2 separate regions of the Homo sapiens genome follow, and region 1 is linked to region 2. Evidence: read pairs that join two places in POLR2A ChIA-PET (ENCODE). Cell type or tissue: GM12878. All regions are shown on one strand. Each heading gives the region's core, and the rest is flanking DNA. Links, peaks and the distances in the headings are about the cores only.

What was found. ChIA-PET counts read pairs that join two places held together with the same protein. Peaks named below come from ENCODE experiments on the same cell type or tissue, not always from the same donor. Only the 100,000 strongest peaks of a DNase experiment are listed, where the experiment ranks them.
Region 1: POLR2A ChIA-PET joins it to region 2 with 5 read pairs; 2 of 35 experiments call an interaction of 5 or more read pairs at or near these places.

The regions. Positions count from the first base shown.
Region 1 is chr11:12,704,566-12,708,962 of GRCh38, reverse strand. All of the region lies in intron 2 of TEAD1 (TEA domain transcription factor 1), which reads right to left. Among named protein-coding and RNA genes, the nearest start is that of TEAD1, 32 kb to the right of the region's middle. In GM12878, for the core only: no CTCF peak of the experiment used is centred there; no DNase peak of the experiment used is centred there.
Region 2 is chr11:12,638,528-12,642,924 of GRCh38, reverse strand. It overlaps LOC105376556 (a long non-coding RNA gene), which reads right to left. Exons shown (of 5, transcript XR_931039.2): 3 at 3,487-3,624; 4 at 2,388-2,527; 5 at 1,199-1,341. Among named protein-coding and RNA genes, the nearest start is that of TEAD1, 34 kb to the left of the region's middle. In GM12878, for the core only: no CTCF peak of the experiment used is centred there; DNase peaks (open chromatin) are centred at 1,711 and 1,974.

The DNA.
Region 1 (4,397 bases), core at 107-4,106, 66 kb before region 2:
TTTGATGATCGCTATTAGCATTTGATATTCTTCCTCCCAAAATTAATGCATATAAACCTTTACATAATATGCACTCAATACACACATATATATTGAAAATAGGATCACACTATTCATGCTGATCTGTGACTTTTGTACATAATTTCTTTACCATCATTCCATAATAGTACATAGAAGTTGACTTCATCTTCTTCAGCAGCTTTATAATATTCCACTGTATGGTTTTACTGGAATTTATGTAACTTTTCCTTTTTTAATAAAGCCCCAGGTGATGGCAACACTAAACATTATGGTGCGGAGGAACACCCTTTTGTGTATACTTGTACAATGCTTTCCTTAGGATAAATTCTGTGAAGTGAAAATGTCCAGTCACAGAGTATGCACATTTGACACTTTAATCCCCACTGCCAAAATGCCCTCCAGAAAAGCTATACAGTTTAGACTCCTGCCAATCACATATGAAATTTGCCCCCGAGCCCCATCCCAATTAAGGCTGTTTTTGATCAATGGAGTTAATTCCTGCAGCAGGATAAAGTCTCTGACCCAGAAAACTTTCCTTGGCACTAATCCATACTCACCTCACCGACTGTGTCTCTTCACGAGTGACAGGCATTGTTACATTCTTGCCCACAGTTTGAAAGCCTTACCAGGCACTGCACTGCAGGCATACACAATTGCACAGACCTCAAGCAAAGATGGCTATTCCACAAAGAGGTCCTTAGCCCTAGCACCTGGATATCAAGCAAGGCACTCACAGGCAGCATCTCCCAGCAGTATATAGAGAGAAGCTACAGGCTCAACAAGACCCAATTCTTCCACCGAGACACCTGTGAGTGAGCAGCTGCTGGAATTGAGATTTATATCCCCACTCATCATTCTTGTCCTGTAAGGGACTTTGGGAACTGCCAAAGCAGAACCAGCACCAACAGCACAGATCTCAACAACAGAAAAGAAAGTTCTATGAAATAAAAACCACTGCCACCAGTCAATGTAGCATGAGATTTCATGCTGCAGTCTCTGCAGAGAAAAAATTGTTATTCATTCATATACTTTAGTCCGAATACTAATCAGCACTTCAAGCATCACAACTTTTCATTTAATTTTTAGTATTTCTAACAATCTTCCTGTTTCCTTAAACAGAGTTGACTAGACACAAGTATGATGCTTTGTAAACATCACAATCATACTGTGCCCAGTGTCCTACTGTGCCAGACAATAGTACTGACCTTCCAAAAAAAGAAAGGCAATTAGGGCTAAAGAGCCCAGTTCAATATACCTTTTAAATGTGCCAACTATAGTGTTTATCTTTTCCTGTGTTATCAGCTATCACCCTCTCTCTCTCTAGCAGACACCCTCTTCCCTACTTTCTAGCAGTTTATGCTACAAGAAGCAGAAATTAAAAGGTTAGAATTGCAAAGGCATGAAGAATAAATAGGCAGAGCCTTGAGAGAATCACCTAGGAATGATGTCACTAAGTTTCAGAAGGTGGCCTGAGAGTGAGGTAGTTAAGCTCTGGTGCACAGACTTTGTGAAAACTAATTCAAGTGCCACCATTAAACGTGAATATGTGCCTTAAAATGGCTTGCAGATAGCTCTATCATGTCCTTGGGTGGGGAGATCTTGTTTTTGACACATAGAGGCAGGCAGCTGGCTGAATGCCAAAGCAAACAGCATGAGGAGGAGTGGAAGGGTGATCCCAGGTCTCGGGTCTAGTGTTTTTAAAAGAAGACATCAACTGCGTTCCTCTATAGAAAGTGAGATAAACACCAGCCGCACAAGTATAGCACCACAAGTAAACAAGTCTTCTGCTGGCATCATGCTTCTGAAAAAAAAAAAAAAAAAAAAAAAGTCCCACAAGTGCTATTTCTTTCCCTTAAGCCTTCCGAAAAATCTCCAACTGGCCATCAATTTGGAGAGAGTTTTACAAACTGGAACTCTTCTCCTAGGCACAGCAACTGAGACATACGAGGGTAAAACAGCATGGTGAAAAGAGTGCTAGTCAAGGTCAGGAGATGCCCTTGGGCCTATCACATGCCCTTTCTCAGCTTGGTTTTCTCTTCAGTGTAAAATGGGGATAACACCTGCTCTTGCCTGGAAGAAGAGGCCCATTATGGAGATGGTGAGAGGATATGACTATCACCCCCACTGCCCAAGCTGACTCTCCCACTCAAGCTTGGAACGCTCATGAACCGTAGAAGGACATGTGCATCAGGGCTAGCCCATCTGGCCCGGCCACACCAGAGGATCTTGAAAGTCCTAGAAGGAGCCAGGTAAGAAAAGAGCTCAGTGACAAGTTTCCAATTCAACCACAGCAGGTTGCACCTGGGAGCTCCACTGTTAGCTAGAAATATCAAGGGCAATGTCTTTAAACAACTTTAGCAGCAGAAATCACCCTCTGTCAGAGGAAACCTTATATATAACCACAATATACAAAACAGATAATTTATCTGAATTATGTAAATTACAGTATGTTCTCAAGAACATAGTTTAAATCACAAACGAAGTATGTTTCTCTTTCATTCTGCATACACAATATTCAAAAAATTCTGATTCACAGATAAGTAGTTGCAAATGGTACCTATTTAACCTTTCACTTGCAGCTTCAGGAATCCATTGAATTAAACTAACCCAGAAACCTGAAGAAGTGCAACAGGAAACTTCTCTTTTAATGTAGAATATTTCTTATCAGGAAATACTTGACTTGAAGGGAATGGAAGAGGGGTTTCTTCAACCAGTTCAAAAACACTGTTAAAATGTATCTTATAATTCAATGTTCAGTGAGGTCAGCTCTAAAAATCCCCAGATACTTGGTGCCAGGCTCTGGAACATATTTACGCAATATTTCAAACGAGTCAAATTTATTTTGTTTTGCATATCAAGTTCAAACTAAGTTTCAATTTCATCATTGATACTCTAACAGCCCTTGTAAGCATGGTAAGAAAACAGCCTGTATTGCTTAATGGAACTCCCTCTATTTATACTTTAAAATTGAGCAAGACACACAAACGAGGGTAATCACACTATATTTGAAAGGTTTAGAACAATGGAGTTTCTTTGTCAGACAATTAAGAACCCAACAGTAATTTATCACCTCATTTGAAATATTTGTAGTTCAACTTTTCCTTGAGTGGTCAGCAAAATGTGATGTGAACTAAGAATTATTATCCACATTACAAATAACTCATAAAAGTAAAAAGACAACATGGTAATATAATGTACACTTTGAATATTACATGTATAGCACCGAACTAAAAGGCCATCTACAATAAAGCAAAGTTTGTATATGCAACACACAACTTTTATTAATAGCTTGTACACAAACCATCATTCCTGCAATCTTACCTGCCATTGTGTTCACAATGTAAGATAAAATTTTCTTCACTTATCTATGTGTCAAGTGTTGGAAGGAATTGGTTTTACTCATGTTTGCCTGGCATAAACTCACACAAATGCAAGCAGAATGGTGACAGGTGCCACACCCACACTCCTATCAAGGTGGATGGTAAGAGCAAATGGGATCCAGATTTGGGACTTTCATTCTCCGGGTGAAGCATCCCAGGCCCCTTTCTGCACTGCATCACTCTACAATGACACCGACTATTTTCACGCAGGTTTTGAGGTGAGAACTTGCATGCTACAAGTGTATTTTCCTTTAGGCTGAAACTTGGTGGCAAAATTCTAGGATTCTGAAGAACAAGATAAAAGCTTGTGGTCTGGAAAAATGGGAGATGGTACCAAAGACCTGTTGGTTCCCTAAAACAGAAATCACAAGAAAGAGGATATGCGAATTCCCTGAGTGCTTCTGTCAGCTTAGCTCCTGCCTCATCCCTCCTTCCAGCCAAGCAACAAGTTCAGCTTTAAGAGTAGTATGGCTGTCAAGCCCATTCCATTCTTCTTTCCTTCCCAGAGGATGGAGTCTCTTTCCATTCAATCATCCACTCACTCATTCATTAATCCAGTCATTCCAGAGATAGCCATTGAATGTCTACTTTGCAAAGCACAGAGTTGGGCATACACACGGTGTATGTTTTCATTAGCATAAATTTCACTGTATTTTATTTTTGACAGTGTAGCAATACCCTTCCAGCTAATCTGAAGATGCCAAAAATGAATAAGCAATACCAGAACCAAGACCCAGTTCTATGAATAAAACAGCACAGCACCTGGTAAATGTTAGCTATTATCATCCCATCCCAATCCTTTGACTTGTGCAAGCACACTTTGAGAGCTTCTGCATGCCAAGCAGGATACAAAGATAAAATCCAGTTCCTGCCCTCAAGAGGCTCAGAGAGAGACAATAGGGTAAATCCAACACGCAGACGACAACGTGATTAATGCCAACACAGAGCAGCAGTATGGAGGACTAAGGGAATAAAAGGAAGGCTTGGTTTTCTTAT
Region 2 (4,397 bases), core at 200-4,199:
TTTCTCCTCTCTTCTGCTAGCAGCACGAGGAGATTTTTCCCCAAAATCACTGTGAGACCCTGTGGATTCTAGCAGTTAAAACCCACTAAAGTGTAGGGTCCCTGATGACTGGGACCCCATGGAGTTTTTATCTCCAGCAATTTATCAGCTACAGTTCAGATTTCTGTACCCCAGCATTGGTTCTGAGGAAGTTTCCGCATGTGGTTTCTGCTGTGGTAAGTTGTGATTCTCTGTACTCACCGGTCAGTCTTTCCAATTTTTGGGGGGCAGAGGTTTGCACCTTAATCTCACTTCTTTCTCTGATCTAAGAAGAGTAGGTTTTTCTGTGTGCTTAGCTTTTTAATTGTTACAATGAAATGGTGACTTCCAAGCTTCTTACGTGCTAGACTGGAAACTGGAAGTCACCAGTGAAATTTTTACCTTTTACTGTTGGATGTATGTGTGGTGTGCAGTCAGCTATCATAGGGCAGGAAGTTTACATTTTTGTTCCAGATTCAGCCGGGGACTAGTAACTTGGAAGTTTCCTCTCTGACTGCTCCTGAGAGGAAGCGGCCTTGTGTGTGCACACAGTCTTCTAGACTGCCAGGGCTGAGTGTGATTTTATTTTTAAGCTTGGCTTCATAGGAGTTGCCTCTTGGGGCAGAGTGGCTTATTGTTCACTTAGTGTTTTGTCAGATGTTCTGTTTAAGTTCCTTGTTCCAGTAAAGCTTCACCTTGTGTTGATGAGTCTGTGAGGCTTGGGGAATGCTTTCAAGTCCGCCCCCACGTCTGCTCCAATTGCTCCTGTGTGGGGGCAGCCTCGTGCTTGCACACAACCCTTTTGACCCCTAGAGTTGACTGTGATCCTACCAGGCCTCTTTTTAGCTGTCTTTCCCTGGTTCTATTAAACTTCTGTTCTGCTGTTTTGCTTGTATAACGGAGCTACCAGCCTCCTCTTAATTATTCTCCACCTGATCTTTATGGTTTTCCACAGCGTTGTTGTTTTTTGTTTTTCTTTTTTACACAGGGGCTTGCTCTGTTGCCCTGGCTGGAGTGCAGTGTGCAGTAGCATGATCACTGCTCACTGCAGCCACGACCTCCCCACACTCAGGTGATCTTCCCACCTCAGCCTCCTGAGTAGCTGGGATTACAGGCATGCACCACCACACAGGCTAATTTTTGTATTTATTTATTTATTTATTTTTAGAGCTGGGTTTTCCCCATGTTGTCCATGATGCACAGCATTCTTAGGCCTGGAATTCTCCACTCTGTGTTCCAAACAGCTGGTCCCCTCAGGCAGAGCCGCAGAGCTCTTCATCTCATGGCCTGCCTCTCCTCTGGGCAGAGACCCTGTGCTATGCACTGGAGTTGGGGGTGGAGACCTACTTATCGATGTGACACCCTTGCTCTATGAATAGGGTTGGGGTGGGTGGATGGTAATCCCTTGTCTACTTGGCTTGACCTTCCTGGCATGGAAACTCTCCTAAGAGCACATGGAATGTGGGCAGAGAGCTATTGGACTGCCAGTGTTTGCAGCTTGCCATGCCTGAGGTAGTTTCTATCCTATGACTGAGGGCTGGGTGGAGAAAGAGTACCCTGGTCATCTCGGATGTGTCTGCCTAGAATACAGCTTCCATGATCCAGAGATGGTGGTGGTATCAGGGATATGGTGGTGGGGGGGGGATGTGGTGTGGGGGGGATGTGGAGGTGGTGGGGGGGATGTGGTGGTGGTGGTGGGGGATGTGGTGGTGGTGCTGGGGGGGATGTGGTGGTGGGGATGATGTGGAGGTGGTGGGGGGGATGTGGTGGTGCTGGGGGGGATGTGGAGGTGGTGGGGGGGATGTGGAGGTGGTGGGGGGGATGTGGAGGTGGTGGGGGTGATGTGGAGGTGGTGGGGGGGATGTGGAGGTGGTGGGGGGGATGTGGTGGTGGGGGGGATGTGGTGGGGGGGATGTGGTGGGGGGGATGTGGTGGGGGGGGATGTGGTGGTGGGGGGGATGTGGTGATGGGGGGGATGTGGTGGGTATGTGGTGGTGGTGGGGATGTTGTGGTGGGGGATATGGGGGGAATGTGGGAGTATGGTGGGGGGAGGTGGTGGGGGGGGTTATGTGGTGATGGGGGGATGGTGGTGGCTATTCTGGAAGTCTTACCCATAAAATAATCTTTAAAAAATGGAAATTTGCTCTGCAGCTATTCCTCCTCTCTAACTTAAAGCAATTTAATGATTCCCCATTGATTTTTAAAATGAAATCTAAAATTCCTATGCTGGCCAACCTATGTAATCTAAGCCTACATCTCCAGCCTCATTTTGAGCCAATTTCATTCTTAGTGTTCTCCCACTGGGAACAACAGTTCTCTCACAGTTCCTCAAACGTGGCAAACTCTGTTTTGCCTCAGGACCTACTCACTTCCTTTTCTTTACATGGCTCATTGCTACTCATTGTCCAGAATTCAGCTTTAGCATCAGTCTTCAGCAAAGCCCACTTTTTGCCTCTTGACTTGTATAGATCCAATGCTCCATTGAAACTGAGATCTTCCCTTTCCACACCTGTAATAATTTAATTATTTCAAGTTGTTTATTATTATTATTATTTTGGAGACAGGATCTTGCTCTGAGACCTGGGCAAGAGAGTGAGCAAGATGACAGCTCACTGCAGCCTTGACCTCTCAAGCTCAAGCGATCCTTCTACCTCAGCCTCCCTAGTAGCTGAAACCACAGGTGCAAGCCATGGTGCCCAACTAATTTTTAAATCATTTGTACACACTCCCTATGTTGATTAGGCTGGTCTTGAATTCCTGGGCTCAAGTGATCCTTCTGCCTCGGCCTCTCAAAGTGTTGGGATTACAGGCATGAGCCACTGTGCCCTGCCTTGTTTCTTATTTAATAACATCTACTTCCCTATTTGATTGTAAGCTCCCTGAGGGATAGTTTTCTATTGTGCATTTCCAAGGAGCTCAACAAAGACCTGACTGATAGCCTGATGGATCCACCATAGAGCCTTTACACAGGGTGAACAATGCCGGATTATCCTGCGGTATGAAGTGGGGAAGAACACAATGGTTGTTAGTAGTTATTTTTTATTTTTCTTCTCTTGAGAATTTATGCAATTATTCTAAAAAATTACGTTTTGGTCAAGGTGTATAGATTCTTTTGGATCTACATTTGGAGGTATATATAGTTTGGCTGCCCAGATCAGGCATCCTTAACTCACAGAGGCAGTGGTAGGTGTTGCTTCTGGTACCTCTGATGCCAATGGGGAAGGTCACTCTTCCCTCCCTTACCTAGATCTTTCTCTGAAATCAAATGAGACATCCTAGATGACAGGAACTTGTGAAGGCCAACACAGAATATGCTGACTCAGATCTCCTCCCTATCACCTCCTTTCTTTTGTCTCATGTAGAATTATGAAAATAATATCTGTCTTGTTTATTGGCACAAGTAGATACTTAATAAATTCCTCTTTTCTTTTCCAGTACACAGTTAATTGTTTTAGTTCAGTTACATACCTGTGAGCTTCTAAAGTTCCTTCCATTGTTTTCTAGCTCTTGTCTAGTTATCTCTGGAAAACTCCTCAATAACAATATCACAGCCCCCCAAATGGCCATACTCGTGCCTTCGGTGTGTAAATATTGCTGGTGTTAGACCTGTATTGAGGAAGAGAGAACAGGGCATTCAGAAGAGAAATCACATGTAATTTAATTGCATTACTCTCTGAGTACCTTGAGATGTCCACAAGTCCCTTTTAGAAGCCCTGCAGATATAGTCAACTAGTTTTTCCTTCTTTTCTAAATAAACCCAATATGTGGTTTTTGAATGAATGAATAAATGAACAATATCTGCTTATCCTCAAGGACCAGCAAAATAAGTAAAAATTTCCTTATTAACTTGTGTTGCTTTCCTGTTTTGTTTAATCGTCGCAACTGTGGCCACAGAATACCTCACAATATTCAGTGGCAAATGTACAGCATGTTAGCTTCAGTATGGATTTCTCTCTTTGCTGGATTTTCAGGGTATAGGGAGGATTCACCTCTATATGTACCATTGTTTCTGACTATGGGAAACAAGGTCTGTGTTCCAAGCAGATTGGATCATATAAAGTGGGATGTAACTACTCTGAATTTCAAAACTACCTACACAACACTCAGACATCAGAGAAGGGTAATTCTGGGGGGCTTTCTGACTTTTACTTGACCTTCCTGTTCTATTTACATTTTAAATTGTCCATTTAATGAAATGTAAAAACCAACTCCACTATTGTGAGTCTAGTTTTCTGTCACCCATGGTTCACATCGAACCTCAGTTATTTGAATCACATTGTCACAGTAATTAGCCCAGAGCATGAAATTACTAAATGAATGAGTGAATGAATGCCACACACAGTACAGTTGAAGGGGTTGGAAATTTCGTACTGGAGAAT